Regions from separate parts of the Homo sapiens genome. Here region 1 is linked to region 2. Evidence: chromatin loops called from intact Hi-C (ENCODE). Cell type or tissue: PC-3. All regions are shown on one strand. Links, peaks and the distances in the headings refer to the core of each region. The heading gives the core; the rest is flanking DNA. Region 1 has its middle 27 kb from the start of CD36. Region 2 overlaps GNAT3 (G protein subunit alpha transducin 3).

Region 1 (8,352 bases), core at 342-8,341, 110 kb after region 2:
AAAGCAACAGCTATGAAGCTTGCCTTTTCTTTTTTTCTGAGGCTTAGGGCTGGACGTCTACTTTCAGCTGCTCTGCCAAAGTTTACATTTTTTTCATAGCAAAAGCTACAAATAGGAGAAGTGGGGATAGTTTTTAGCACACTCTAAAACTAAGATCTACTGATTTTTTACAAATAAGGACATGGAGGCTTGTAGAAGTTAGTGACCTTTTATGCCTTTGTCTAGCCATATTGCTTTCCTCAGTTTCCATTTCTGCAGATTTTCTAGGTTCCCATTCCCCATCCCCCACTTTCTAAGTGATATTATCAATTTTCATGACTTCACCTGTAATCTGAATGTTGAGGAGACCCCAATCTACATCTTAGGGCTCCAATCACTCTTCTCAACTTCAGACCCATGTATCTCCATGCCAGTAGGTCAAGTTCTCAAGCTGAAAGTATCTAAACTCTTTTTGTTGTTGTTGTTGTTGTCATTGTTGAGACTGAGTCTCACTCTGTCGCCCAGGCTGGAGTACGGTGGTGCAATTTCGGCTCACTGCAACCTCCTCCTCCCAGGTTCAAGCGATTCTCCTGCCTCATCCTCCCGAGTGCTGGGACTACAGGTGCCTGCTGCCTCGCCCAGCTAATTTTCTGTATTTTTGGTAGACATGGGGTTTCACTGTGTTAGCCCGGATGGTCTGCATCTCCTGACCTCGTGATCCGCCCGCCTCGGCCTCTCAAAGTGCTGGGATTACAGGCGTGAGCCATATAACCTTGTTAATGTGTTCTGATTCAAGATGTACATTTTTATGTTCAAAATTAAATTATAATCCCCAAATGAGTGTCTTTTACTAGGCTTGAATTTATCCCAGCATTCAATAATATATATGCATATAACATATCCCCTGCAAATTATTTTAAAATAAAATGGTTAAATTTTAATAGCTATTTATTATCTATGTGGTACCTGCAAAGCACTCTAAAAATAATTATGCAAAGTGCCTAGTATTTAATGAGAAGTAAATTACTGGTTGAGGCATACTCTCTAGTGTTAGACTGCATATGTTTGAAACTTAGATCTCTAACTTTCCAGCTCTGTGACCTCTGGCAAGTTAGTAAACTTCTTTGTACCTCTGCTTCCCTATCTGTAACACATGGATAATAAACATGCCTACCTCATAGGGTAACTGTTCAAGATAAGCAACTTAATGCATATAAAATACTCATACAAGTGTCTTGCATATGGTAAGTTCCATAGAAGGGTTAAATATTATTTAAGTTTTACAATAATTTTAAAGTAGATAGTGTTATCTCCATTTTACAAATGAGTAAACAGACTTGGGGAGATTAAAAAATTGGCTCAGGATCTTGCAGCCAGTTAGTGAAAATGTCAATATTAAACCCTGACAGGACTAACTTCACACCACCCCTAAAACTGGTCCTATGTTTCCCCTCCAGGTTAATAGTACCTCCTTTTGTCTTGTTACTCAAGCGTAAAACCTGAGACTTACGATTTTTTCCTCTCTACCTAACTAATTAGTCACCAAGCCGTAGCTATTCATGCTAACTTCTAAATATCTTCCATATCCACTAAGTATTTCTGAAATCTTTCCCACATTTCCCACCCCCACCCCCATAGCCAGTTTTTAAGTTCAACTACATAATTTCCTTTCTAGATTATTTTGATAGGCGTCCTCTGGCCTTCCCTCCAATCCATTCTTCATGCTGATGCCAAGGCCATCTCCTAAACCCAAATTTTGTCATGCGCTCCTTCTCTAAAAATCCTTGAGTAGTCCTATGTTGCTTTCAAGATAAACCCACGAGAGAATGAATTCCAGGTAATCAAGGCACACATACAATATAAAGTTTGGTATAGTATGTGTTACATTAGGGCTTCACGTTTGTGGTCATTTGTGGCCACTTTTCTGGTGTCTTGTTCTTCCAAAACTCATACACTGTACCGAATCCTTACTGAAACATGTTTCCCCAGTTGTATGTTTATTATTTTGTATGTTTCTTTATGTATCTGTATTTGGGGAAATGCTTGTGATCCACTATACCCTCTCCCACTCTGTACCCGGAGCTGTACAATGCAGTCCTGGCATAAGGAACCACTTCCTCCACCACTGTCCTTTAACACCTTCTCTCCCTCACCATTCACTCTTCCTACCTGAGTGTAGATGTCACGGCCTATTAGAATTGTCTGTTTATGAATCTGCCTTCCTAGACCTGCTGGGAGCTACCTAAGCGGGGTGTCAGGTTTTTGTTTTGTTGATTCTCACGTTTTCTCCCAATCAGAAGTCCAAACTAAGAATACTTTAGGAATGTATTTAAGTTTACTCTTGCAAGGGCTACTGATTGATAAAATATTTGCCAATGTAATTGGGGGGAATAAAAGCATGTATAAATAAAACAAAGTTGATGATTCAAACTATGATAGCAGAATAATTTCACACGTAATCTGAAGATTTCAACAACAAGAGCTTGATAGGAGACATAATACAGTATTAGAGTCAGAAAAAATAGTTACAAAAAGCCTGAGTTAGTATTTGCCTGTCTTTTGGCTTGTGATCTGTTGGTGAAGGGAGCCAGATGAGAATTTGGTTCAGGTTACAAGTATGATCACCCAGCAGGTGCTTGCTATGTAGGCAAAGGGTTGAGGACAAGATAAGATTAGGAAAGGACATGCGCTGTGAGGGGTGAGCCAAGCTGTGGGTCTGATCTAGGTTTAAAGCCTTCCTTGGAAAACAAGGACTGGCAAGTGAATACTGGAAACTGAAGAGTGAGAAGTATTATCCAAAAGCACACAGCTCACTTTTAACAGCTGATTAAATGAGACTAGATTTATCACAGTAGTTCTCAAAAATTGGCATGAGAATGATAAAAAATGTTTAACTTGGTATTCACAATGCCTTTTTAAAAATTGTTACTATATTGTCATTGTAATTATCATCATCATTACTCTTATTTTGAGTTTTCCTGATCTATATTTGTGCTCTGTATGTCTCACCTCAGACTACCTAAGATTTTTAGTCCCTTCTAGGAAGTTATTTAAAATCTACCCACAATTATTTTGGTAGCCATTTACTGAGAGGGTAATTTAGCTTCCTAATATTATGGTATTTTTATGTCATCTTTTGTAAATACAAGAATAGTAATATCTTCAGTGTAGTCGCTGAGGCTTCTTTCCTTTAGTGAAGTTTTAGCGAAACAGAATTTTCCTCTATCTTCTTTTGAACATATTTTAAACAGTTATTTTAATTTTATTTATTTATTTATTTTTTATCTTTTATCTTTTTTGAGACGGAGTCTTGCTCTGTCTCGCCCAGGCTGCAGGGCGGTGGCGTGATCTCGGCTCACTGCAACCTCTGGCTCCTGAGTTCAAGCGATTCTCCTGCCTCAGCCTCCCCAGTAGCTGGGACTACAGGCGCCCGCCACCACGCCTGGCTAATTTTTTGGATTTTTACTAGAGACTGGTTTCACTGTGTTAGCCAGGCTGGTCTCTATCTCCTGACCTCGTGATCTGCCTGCTTCAGCCTCCCAAAGTGTTGGGATTACAGGCCTGAGCCACGGCACCCAGCCAGATTTTTTTATTTTTTAGAGACAGGGTCTGCTCTCTCTGTCAGTCAGGCTGGAGTGCAGTGGCACAATCATAGCTCACTGTAATCTCAAACTCCTGGCTTTAAGTAATCTTCCCCACTCAGCCACCCAAGAAGCTGGGACTACAGGTACACACCACCATGCCCAGCTAATTTTTGTGGTTGTTTCTTTCTGTAGAGGCAGAGTCTCTCTATGTTGCCCAGGCTGGTCTCAAACTCATGGCCTCAAGCAATCCTCCCTCTTGGGCCCCACAAACCACTGGGATTATAGGCCTGAGCCACTGCGCCCTGCCTTGAACAAAATTATAATAAAGCTCTTGAGTGTTTTGTGGCCTTTCAGCAGATGCTCTGCCCCCCTGTTGTGACCTGGCCATGTTTCTTGTCTCAGCCTGCTTTTTTCTCCCATACATGACACAGAGGCCCTAACCTCAAAATCGTCGTCCCGTGTCATTTTGCACACCCATAATAATCTCTCCTATTTCTTATCACTGTGGCATCTTCTAATTTTTCTTCTTTGAGTTTCTCTTTAGTCATCTTGAAAATTCTGAGAGATTGTGCTAGCATATACATGAGAGCCTCCTGATAGCACTGGAGTTAGGAGCCAAGTTTCTTAGATGCTTTATTACTGCCAATGTCCTTTCTTTAACCAAAGACCAACAGGAACACACCTGTAGTGAAACAAGTTCATTACTCATTGAAAAGAGAGGAAAGTGTACCATAGGGAACTGACAGTGACCCGGTAAGAAGATGTTAGGAAAAATCTATTCTAGAATTTGGACTTCGGTTGGTTGGTTGGGGAGGGTCGAGGAGGTGATACTGAAGGAAATAGAGATTTGCTCTGAATTAGATGTTGTCAGGAGGCAGGATAATTTTATGATTGGGTGTCTTAATCTTGGAGGAGGGAAGACTAGACTGAAGCTAAAGCTGTAATTGATAAAGAAGCAGAGTCACTCATAGTAAGTGAGAAGGGAATGTGTAGTATCTGTGGCTTGGACAGTGTTGATAATCGTTTTGGGTTCAGACATAAAAGGTCTCATTTTGTCTTGACTCATCATGATCACAGAATGATTTTATCTAAAGTAAATGCTCTATGAATTGTTTGTGTTCAGCAGAACAAACACCAAGGCCAAGCAGTGAGTGCTGGGCCTGTGCCCAGAAACAGCAAGACCTAGCTAATAATATCAGCCCAGCTCCTGGGTGATGGGCTGTTTTCTCTTTACAGTACAAAGTTCTTTGTTACTTCAGTAATTAAACGTGCACACCTGAAATCCAATTTCCACTACTTTGATGATTGTTGAAATGAGATTCTTTTGAATGTCCTTCTTAAGTTCTATAATATGCTCAATACACTGAGTCCTGTAATATAAAATATCATTCCTGTTATGCTAGCAACCTGAAAAATCACAGGAGATCAGTCCCTGTATAAAAATGATAATGTGCACAAATTGTTTGGGGGCATTTATTCTTTTCTTTGCACATATACCATAAAAACTAATTTGTTATATAAATGAAAAAATTATGCCTTTGGCATATATAAAATACAATGAAATGAAATTTTAATAACTCAAAGCTTCTTATGAAGAAATTAAGGGGTCTTTCTACTTACTATGTAGATGAACAGCATGCTAATCAGATTGTAGAATCCTGCAGTTGGGAATTATCTTAAAAAGTATTTCTGAAAATATGCACCTCTGTGGAACTTATATAAATGTGGTTAAATATATATACTCAACTTTCTATTTAGATATTCCAGATACCACCTGAAATAGAAGAGATAATCTGACTTTTTCTATTATTCAACCATATACTTTCTTTTGTTGTTTTTATTTCTTTAATTTTCCACATTGACAGATATAATTGTATGTATTCACTGTGTCTTAAATGTATAAGCATTGTGGAATGGGCTCAATCTAGCTATTTAACATGTGTGTTATATCACATAGTTATTATTTTTGTGGTGAGAACACTTTATATCCACTAAGCATTTTTTAAGAATTCAGATAAACTTTCATCATAAGCTTTGCTTAAATAAAAAATCTAGTAAGTGATTCAAGTCTGTGATTGAATAATATTCCATATATTTAGGTAGTATATGGATTCAAAATGAGTAGAAATATTGACAAACATCCCATGCTAATAATCTACTTTGTAACTTCTCATAAATCTGTAGAGGAAGTAGTAGTAGAGAGAGGAGGGGAGATAAGGCTATAAATAAACTTGATTCCATGAGTCACACAAAGAAAAAGTATCTTTTCTTTATGGTAATGTAATATTTAAGACATTTGTAATATTCATAATTGTATTACTTTCTTTACATTATACATATATGCTTTTTAAACATGAGCTGCATGATAAATTCAAAGTTTCAGTGCCATATGTAAACTTAAGTTTCTCTATTTTTTCTTTTTGCAGGGAGGTGAGGGTTGCTCTTAAAATATGATAAAGGCAATACAAGAGAAATAGTGTGTTTTAACCACTGCTGTATTTATCATAGTATCTTGTTAATAAGCTACTTTGATTCTACTTTATGGAGATTTTTCCTTTAGTTACTCTTGAAGATATCATCTAAACCAAGAAAGATATTCATTCTTCTCTTTCTCCTTAAGGTCTATCTTTTCACAAGATCCTACTTCATCTTTCCTATTTTGGAATAAAACATGCAGCTCTGTTTTATGTGAGCCAGAAATAATTTACTGAACAGGAAACTGTAGTTAAGAAGTAAAAATCACAGTGAAAAATTTTAACTTTTAATGGGACAAAGAGGCTTGAATCTTTTACGGATGAGAGATGCTTGTCAGGGGCCTAAGAGATGGGGTTTATTTAAGTCTAGTCAGCAGTTTTGATTCTTAAATTTGAATAGTTCAAAAGTCAAATTAGAGTAGGATCCTGATAACTGAGTTGATTCCTTGTTAACAGTAATAAAAGGTAAATATTATCAATAAATATAAAATATCTACCAGTTACTTGGGAAGTTAATATAGTACTTTTGGAGTATATTTTATACAGAACCAAATGCATATAATTAGCTAATGTGCTTTTGGGTGTCTATATTTTGTAATAATACTATCTGAAAAGTTGTTACAGATAAACATTTATTATTTTTCTGAAAGTCAAAGGGATATTTTGTATGCCCGGCTTAGCAGCAGTTGTCTATTTGAAATGAAAATAAAAGAGCATTAATGCCAATCAGCTTTCTTACTAGAAATATTCCTGTACTTGATGTTTTTCCACAAACTCTTAACACATCACAGATATTCTTAAACTACTTGTATAAATTATACCAGAATAAAATGGGCATCATTCTCTTTTTTGTTTACATCGAATGTTTGTTTCTCCAGAGCACATCCGTATTGTGGAGAAACAATGGTGACTGTTTTTAATTGCAAAAACTACCCAGATTCTTTCTTGGAGAGCCTCCTTGTTTTCCACTGGGTTTAGACATAGGTTCTCTTTCACTCTTTATCCTACATTTTTAGACCATCATAATGTATTTATATTTTATACACCCACTGGCCAACAAGAGAATCTATATATATGTTCACTAAAAAGCAGGTTTATACAATTAGTTTACTCATTCCTTCTTCCTAGTAAGGTTCTTCTTTACTTGAGTCCAGTTCCTGACTCCAGAATAAAAATGAAATTATCAATGTCTCTTGTACATTAGTCTGTGATTTTTTTGCAGGGGTGCCCTCTGTATCTTAATCTTTGCTTCTTCTTCGCGGCTCCATCTTTCCCTCAAATTCCCCACCATGACACTGAAGTACTTCCCCGATTCTGCCCTTCCTTGGAAACCACATCTGAGTTCCTGACCCCAATTCCAATACCCCAGTTTATAATGTGAAGTGGGAAATTGGGGGATTAAATATTTCCTGATATCAGTTGAAAACTGTGGGTGCCCTTGTTATTTGCTCTGCTACTTGTTAGCTTTATACTGTATTTGTCGCTTCAACGAATGCCAATATAAAAGAAATGCTAAGTCCTTTGTTCCTTTGACCTTTTGTGTTTTTTTCCCCTCTGCTTGCATAGGGGCGTATCCAGTTTTCATTACTTCTCTTCTGTCTACCCCTGCTGTTATGTTCCAGAATGCCACCAAGATGAAAGCTAACCAAAAGTATTTCTCCCACTTGTGATAATGACTCTTAGGGCTTGCTTTCCAGTTTTACAGCCCTCTTTGCCATGGCTGCCACTACAAACTGCAAGCACATTCCCGTTAATCCAAACTCTGCCTAGAATGAGACCACATTCCCTTCATCAGGCTGAATACAAGTTTTAGTTCAGGGCCTTGTGTCTTTCCCGCATTCATTTATTAGTCATCGAGCTGAATTTCTCAACCCAATTTATTGCTTTTCATGTGACCTTTTAAAAGTACAAACTCGTATCCTGTCACTCCTCCAACTTATAATTATTTAATTGTTCTATTCTGCTTACAGAATAAAGTTCAATCTCCTTAGAATATCATGCAGGGGGCTTCAAGGTCTGGTATCCACCTGTTTTCCTCACTTTTTGCAACTTCCCTGAAAACCATTTTTGTACATTTGCAAGCATATCACTTCCTTTTTGCCTCTGAATTTATGCATGTTGTTCTTTCTGCTTCTATTGCCCTTTTTCCATCTTCTGTGATTAGAAAATATCTATTCATCCATTGAAGCCCTTCTGTTATTTTACAATCTATCTCCTATCAACAAAATCACAATCTATTCAAGACCATATTTTATTCATCTTTGCATGCCAGCGCCATGCTCAAAGCCTGGAGTATGATTAAAGGTCAGTTAGTG
Region 2 (8,352 bases), core at 59-8,058:
TATTTATAGTGCCTATAGTTACCAATAATGTACTGGATACTTAAAAATTCACTAAGAGGGTAGATCTTATGTTAAGTGTTCTTATAATAATAGTGACAATAAATAAGAGGACAGGAAACAACTTTTATAGGTGACGGAGAAGTCTACTGTGTGGATTGTGGTGACGATTTCACAGGTGTATACTTATCTCCAAGCTCATCAAGTGGCATACATTAAATATGTATAGCTTTTGCATATCAAGCATATCTCAATAAAGTGGTTTAAAAATGTTATATGAGCTTTCTTGGATTGTGAGAAGCATTTTAACAGATATTTCATTTTTCTTTTCTTATTAACATACCTTTTAGGCTAAAAAATGACAACACTAAAATACAAAATTACATGATTTTTCCCACACAGGTCTGTTGCAGATATTTGTCTAAGTGTTCATTAATTGTGGGAATAGTCATGTATACTATTTTTTAGTATAAATACATATTGCAACAACGATTTTTAAAAAGGCCTTGGTTAATCACATGGTTTGCCTATACTGATATCTGGACAAAGGAAAATATAAAATAAGGAAAATGGAGGATTGAATTTATCAAGCATGTAGTTCTTACTAGAGTTATCCCTCCTAATTTTCAGACCCATATGTTGATCTAATAGATATCCATTTGGTCCTGCTAAAAAAAAAAAACATAGGTTTGAATATCCTAAATTATCATCCCTTTCCCTTTTCCCCAGCCTCATATTTATCCTGCATTTCACATACCAGTGAATAACATAATCAACCATAACCAATTCCACCCCAATCACTCCTCTCATTTACCGTCCACATGCAGTCTGCCACCAAGTTCTGTCACTTTGTCTCCTAACATTCCTCAAATCTTATTTTCAAACTTAAAATTTCTGCATTAATTCAGAATTGCATCAAGAATTTGCACAATAGTAACAGTTTCCTAATTGTCCTACCTACCTTTATCCTCCTCATTAAATCTTTGAGCCATAGTATAGCCAGGGTAGTCTTTATTTTTTTTAAAAAAAGCCAAGTACTATCATTTTAGTTACATAGTTAAAAAACCTATCAATATCATCTTATTGACTACAGATACAAAATAAAATTCCTATGCAATAACATATAAATGACTTTCTTCTAGCTCATTTCTACATGCAAAGGTATACCTGTGTTCTAGCCACCATGAACAAATCACAAGAATATTTTAGATTCTGATTCTGTCATTCTTCCATTCACCATACATGCATTCTTTCCTGTGCCATAATTCAATAAAGAACAAAAGCAGATATGTTCTTTGTTCTCATAGAAATTAGAATGCAGACATTAACTTAAAACTGACACATACAAATAAAAGGCTTTGCTTGGCTGTAAATAAACATTTGATATTTGGAAACCAAACTATATTCTTAAGTTGTCATTTTCTTCTTATCTATATCATGAAAGTAATATCTATTTCATAAGATTTTCTCATAGATTAAAGCAATAACAGAAGCAGTAAAGAGAAAAATATGAGATTTATGCCAATAGAGATAGAGCTAAAACTAAATCTTGTGACAACATTGACTTTTGGACAATGGAGAGGGAATAGTCATAAAGCTAAGGAGGATTGAAATATCAAGTGGATATAATGGGAAAGGACATAACAAGGCACCTCATGGAAAACATAAAGATACATGGGCAGCAAAGTAAAGTTGGGAAATTATTTTGAGATCTCCCAAAGTGTGATCAGGTCACTGACAGATACAAGGAATTTATGAATATGGGTCAACAAATTGAGCAAAAGAAAGAATTTTAGAGTCATATCAGTTAAGTTCTGTTATGAGGTCCTCAAAAGAGAGTATAAGAGAGTACAGACTAAAACCCACCAAGGTTTAAGAACAGACCGTGGTAGATGAATCCACTTATAGATGGAAAGAAGAAGCAAGCTTCAATGAAGAGAGGAATACAGGGATATAAAATTGAGGACTGTTTAGTTCAGACTTAGTTTAAAAGTTATCGCTCAGGGTGGAGGCTCATGCCTGTAATTCCAGCACTTTGGGAGGCCGAGACAGGCAGATCGCTTGAGCCCAGAAGTTTGAGATCAGCCTGGGCAACATGCTGAAACTCTGTCTCTACAAAAAATAGGAAAATTAGCCAGGTGTGGTGGCACACGCCTGTAGTCCCAACTACTGTGGATGCTGAGGTGGGAGGATCACTTGAGCCCAGGAAGTTGGGGCTGCAGTGAGACGTAATTGCACCACTGCACTCCAGCCTGGGTGAAAAGACCCTGTCTTTAAAAAAAAAGAGAGAGAAAATTATTGAGATGTGAATTTTGTGAATTGGCCATTATCTGCACTCTGTGAGGGATAACTTTTTACTAGAGAAGAGCATATATACAACTTACATTGCAATTAATGAAAGAGACTAAACAGGATAAGAAAATAGAAGCAGTGAGCATAGCATCCTTTGAGAAGTATTTCAATATAAAAACATTTTAAAAGATATCTATATAAGGTGAATTCAAGGGTGTGTTGAAGTCAAATAAATTTTCTTGGGCTAAAGAAGAGAAACATCTGTATTTGCCATGAAGAAAAAGCCAATAGATAATTTTGAAGATGACAAAATGAAAAATAATTAGTGGAACAAAAATTTTAAGATATGAAAGGTGATAGAATTTATAGCACAAAGGCTGAAACTAATCTGAAATGAAAATGGAATACTGCTTCTTTAAAACTAGTGAAAATATAAGAATACGTGAATGTTTAGTGAGATTTGGAGATGATCATTTATAATTGTTTTGTTGCATATTAGTGATCATCTAGGGTGAGGTTGGGGGGAGATTCAAGATGAAAGTGATGTTGGAAATGTGCGACGAGCTGCCTTTGGAACATTTTAGAAGAAAATGAATAAGTAAAATAATTATTGGCCCAGCTAAATTTAAAACGTGATATGTGTCAGCCAGGAGACTGAAAATGATACACTGTTTTATTCTACAACATCTGGGAATGAAGGAAAGTAAGAATTTACAGAGGGATCAGGGTTAGATCAGCACTAAGAGCTGAAAAAGCTGTTAAACAGCATTACATTCAAGAAAATCAGTTGGGAGAAGTGTATCAGGAAAATGGTAAATGGAGAACTCTGAGGGATTATCCAGGGTTGAGGGTTTGAATGTCAATTAAGGTAGAAGATTACGGAGGTGAAATACTCCTGAATTTTAGGAGGAACACAGCTGAAATGACTGGCCCTGTTTAAAAGGAAGTAGATTAAATCAGACAACTAATTCACTAAATATGGAAAAGTATGAGAGATAATAGAATATAAAATTCTGGTTAGAGAGTGATTTTTTAAATTTATTTTTCTTTATTTTTTGAGACAGAGTCTCACTCTGTGCCCAGGCTGGAGTGCAGTGGCACAATCTCGGCTCACTGCAAGCTCCGCCTCCCGGGTTCACGCCATTCTCCTGCCTCAGCCTCCCGAGTAGCTGGGACTACAGGCGCCCGCCAACACGCCCGGCTAACTTTTTATATTTTTATTATAGACGGGGTTTCACCGTGTTAGCCAGGATGGTCTCGATCTCCTGACCTTGTGATCTGCCCACCTTGGCCTCCCAAAGTGCTGGGATTACAGGCGTGAGCCACTGCGCCTGGCAGAGAGCGATATTTCTAGATATCTTTAAAAAACAATTTTAAGTAGTAAATTTATTCTATTGAAATATACTGAGACAGGAATCAAACCCATGACTTCCCCCTTTTTTATTAGCACTGCATCTTGTAATAAACAGAATGGATATTTTTCATATCTTATGGATTCTTAAACTCAGTTTTACCTTTAATCCTACTTTAGGTTCAAATTCTACATTGATATATTTGCACACCAGTATTTGGAGAAAAATTATTGAAAGCAATGGCAAAAACTGCAATTACTTTTGCACGAACCTAATAAGTAGGGAATGGATTCTGAACTTGGGTCTAATACCTTAAACGGAAGTATATTTTATTTTATATAAAACAGATCATGGAATCCTTACACTATGAAATGTGTTTTGCTACCTTTCCTTTCTAACAGTATGGAGAGGTAAATAACTTGTTAACTGCTCATGTTGCTTATATAAATATTTTTAAAGATAAAATATTTGTCTTGAGTCAATAATTCATGCTCGAATGAAAATATGCGAATATAAATATGTTCTGTAATATTACTAGAGAGCTTGTTAAACTGTAGTTAGCAAGAGTCATTGTCAGCAAGCCAGAATTTTCAACCTCCTTAGCAAATACTATCATTTGGCTAAGTGTGGAATGTTTTACTAAATGGTTTGCATCTTTTACGCGAGTGCCTTACGAGCCTGCTTTTAAGATGTGCTGATCAATTGAGATAAATGCATCTAAAACAATCAGTCAAATATACACAAATTATTTGTCTATGTGCTTTTGCTTGTTGGAAAAGAGGGAAATTATTGGAAACTATTTGATGCTGCCATGGGCCATTCTGATGGATAAATGCAACATTGTAAATATTTGGCAACTTTTCTGAAAACTGTAAATATCGGGAACTTTCAAGTTGTTGTAGCCCTTTGCATTTTGGAGAAAAATTTAAACTCTCCAAGTAGGTCTTTTCTGCCTAAAGTTTTCTTTCCACTTCACTGAGAAGCAGTTTTAAACATTCGCATTAAGAATATTCATGCATCCCAAAGATTGGATACCTCTAGAAACATAAAATAAATAATTTGTTTATTTAAATTGACAGAGAAAATGGTATGTATTTGTTGTGTACAACATGGCATTTTGAAATATATATACATTGTGAAATTGTTAAATCTAGCTAATTAACATGCATTACCTTGCGTAGTTATTTTTGTGGTGAGAACACTTATCCACTCTCAACAGTTTTCAAGAATGCAATACGATGTCATTAACTGTAGCCATTATGCTATATAAAAATATTTTGTAATATTTATAAATATGTTTAAAATAAAAAGGTACTATAGTTGGAGGAAGGAAAGAATGGTTTTAATTTGGATAAATAAGGCAAAACAAAAAGTTGGAAACATTATTGGGAATTTGTTTTACATGTTGTTAAGAAGATTCTTCTTTTTTACCAGTGATCAGAAGGGGACTTATTGGTTAATCCTAATATATAATTATTCCAAAGAATGTGTTTATCTGATCTTATCCATGGACAGGCATGGACTATGTTGGTGTAATAAAATTTCAAAATAGTGTTTCTTAGAGTTGATGAACTTGTAATCTAACCAGTAAGTCAGAAACAACTCTAGTTTCCTGGAATCTCTCCCACTCATATCTAGGGATAATTAAAAAAAAATAAAGACATTAAAAAGCACACATAGAATAAAAATAATCATTTAAATTTAACCTGAGTCTTGAGTCCTCACTTCTCTTAGTTACATGTAAAAGAAAGACAAAGGAAGAATAATGATACACATTTATTGACATTTGATTTATTTCATATTTGGGAATCTCTTATGCCAAAGAATAAACCACGTTTGTCTAGATCTTTACAAGTTACAAAATACTTTGACATCCATTATTTCTCTGAGTTTATGTGGCTAGCCTAAGGTCACTCTGGGAAGTACAAAACGCATTACAGTTGATGAAGGTATTAATAAATCAATTTCCACCTCAGGTGATTTAAAAATGCATTCTGTTCTAGTATTAAATTGTATTCTCCTCATTCTGCTGCATGGTTAAACCTATTTATCTAATTCTGCTGTGTGAGTTTTATTTTACTAATTATTTTGTGACAAGCCTTTAGATAGCATCAAAAATCATAATTCTCCTACTACATACCTTCCAGAATATCCATTTGTTGAATAAGTGAAACCATTTGAAAAGTTTGAAAATGTTAAATACAATAAATATATTACCTTCGAAGTAGTTTTTGATCTCTAGACTCCATCCCTATTCATGTTTCTAAAAGCCAGATAAGTGGAATAATAGTTTAAAACAGTAAAACTCAGATTACATCATTAAAATAATAATAGTGTGACTCTTACAATATAGCACAAAGAAAAAATAAAAATAAAGGGTTTTAGAACTAAAAGAAAAGAACATCTATGATGAACTTCCCATGATAATGCTGGAAATCACTAGCTAAAAGTGAAAAATTGTAGAATAAATGTTAATTATATATATAAATGTGGCAGAGGGTGTTTTGAATATGAAGAAAAAAGAAAGCTAATTTTTTTCCTATGCTTTCCATGGGGCTTCAAATCTAAGCAGCCCATGTGATGGAAATTTGCAAAAAAAACAAACGAAACTGATGCAGCAAAATAAACTCAAACTGAAATTTGATGTAATAAGCATAAAGAGAGGAGAAAGGAAAAATGGAAACATGATCCATATTGAGTTTACAATTAAATAATAGGTATTATTTTGAATAAAAGTACCATTGAATGAAACGTTTATAAAACTTTAAAACGTACTTAGATACAAATGAGAATATTTTATCCGTTAGAATTTGTTTTTCTTATTAAAATGTGCTCTTTCTGGAATATCTTTGCAAGTAAATTTTTTAAAGCATGTGGCATTATTTTCTTGATTGCAGTTATCAAATGTGCTCAGCAATGTATGAGTCATCTCCAGTGTTTCCTAAAAGCCTACTTTTTGCTAAAATAAAACACAGATTTGGCATCTGTTCTGTAATTTTACTGAAGGTCTGAAAGGTGTAATAAAAAAAGGCATCTGTCTGCAAGATGATCCTTTAATTGTAAAGTCGCACTTTGACCGCTCTTCAGATTCAGTGAAATCTTGTGTTCGATAATACCAAATGGTTACATCCGCTTTGCAGTACATGTTAAATGTGGAAAGTTGGTGTTATGAGTTTAAGCTTCTAGAAATTCATTAGATGAAGATCAACATACTGAAAAAAAATCTGTCAAAAGTGTTTTTTAGATTTCTTATTTTTGTAAATGTAGGTATTGACTCAGGAGCTGATCACTACTAAGGTTAAACTGGTTAGTTCCATGTGACATGTACTCACTGATAAACTTAAAAGTGTCATTCAGACGACACTGATGAATGAGAACATCGTTTCAATGATGGGAAAAATTAAATAGATTTCATTGGTGAGGAGATTTGAGGGTAGGAGAGTGGAAAGTTTTGGTTTAGTTCAACTAAGCACTTTTATAATGTCTTAATGAGGTCAAATTGAATATAAAAATTACAGTTTCGAGAATTTGAATTCAATCCAAACATGAGAATGAAGTAGAGCTGTTATAAGACTGTTATGAATTTGATAATTGTATCATCATATGTAGAATTCAGATGGACTCCAAAAGGGAAACTTAGCCAGATGTTTGTAATATAATTGAAATAGGAACAACTTAAGAGAATTTCATTTATTTTGTATAAATAAAATGTGACAAAGGAGTTTAGTGCACATAGTGTTGGAACCAAATAAATCCAAGTATTTTACTTACTAATGATGAAATTGTATGTATAAAATTGTAAACACCTTGGGAAAGTAAAACATGTAATAGTCCCACTAATGATTCTTTTATACTTCTGGTACAAATATTGCTCTTTCTTCTTGATCTAACCAACACTTAAGTCTAAAAATAATTCATCTGACTTATTTTTCATTTGATAGCATTGCATACAATAAGTTGGGTCCCAGTCAATGGCTCTGTGGAGTGGTAAAATTTACTAATTCTGGAACCCTGTATGTATCAGTAGTCCATTGATTTTCAGTTCCAAATTTAAAAAAAATCTTTCTTTTGTCCATCATTACATTGAACCTTTTTGACCCAATTTTCAGTGATGTGTTTTCATTCATCTATATATACTCTTTTTGAACATTTTTAATTTATTTTTTTAAATTGACAAATAACATTCCATGCTTGTGTTGTGTCCAACACGATATGTTGAAGTAAAAATACAGTGTAGAATGGTTAAATCTAGCTAATTAACAAATGTATTACTTCACAGTTATCATTTTTGTGGTAAGTGCACATAACACCTACTCTCTTTACATTTTTCAAGAATACAATAGATCATCATTAACTATAGTCACCGTGCTGAACAGTAGATCTCTTGAAATTTATTCTTCCTATTTAACTGTAATTTTGTGTCCTTTGACCAACAACTCCCTTTCCCCTTGTTCCCCCCAACCACCCTAGCCCCTAGAAACCACCTTTCTACCTTGTTCTTTTCCGTCACAACTGAATCTCTAGTTGACTGGCAGCTCTGATATGCTTATCTCAAGAGTCATTGCTTTTGGCATGTTTAATAGTTTTTGTCTTAGTCTAAATTGTGGTATTAGCTCTTTCATTGTTTTGGCTTTCCATTTGTATTTTTACAAAATAAGAGAATATGTAAAAAAATAGATAATTGGTATATTGAAAACACACATCTATTGAA

Evidence for each region. A loop is a pair of places that touch in the nucleus more often than their neighbours do. Peaks named below come from ENCODE experiments on the same cell type or tissue, not always from the same donor. Only the 100,000 strongest peaks of a DNase experiment are listed, where the experiment ranks them.
Region 1: it touches region 2 in a loop (2.3-fold over the local background); 3 of 110 quality-filtered maps call a loop at or near these places.

Annotation. Positions count from the first base shown.
Region 1 is chr7:80,607,313-80,615,664 of GRCh38, forward strand. It overlaps a transcript of CD36 not described here. Among named protein-coding and RNA genes, the nearest start is that of CD36, 27 kb to the right of the region's middle. In PC-3, for the core only: no CTCF peak of the experiment used is centred there; a DNase peak (open chromatin) is centred at 4,669; H3K27ac peaks cover 1,421 bases.
Region 2 is chr7:80,502,040-80,510,391 of GRCh38, forward strand. All of the region lies in intron 1 of GNAT3 (G protein subunit alpha transducin 3), which reads right to left. All of the region lies in intron 2 of LOC107986812 (a long non-coding RNA gene), which reads left to right. Among named protein-coding and RNA genes, the nearest start is that of GNAT3, 5.8 kb to the right of the region's middle. In PC-3, for the core only: no CTCF peak of the experiment used is centred there; a DNase peak (open chromatin) is centred at 4,212; H3K27ac peaks cover 389 bases.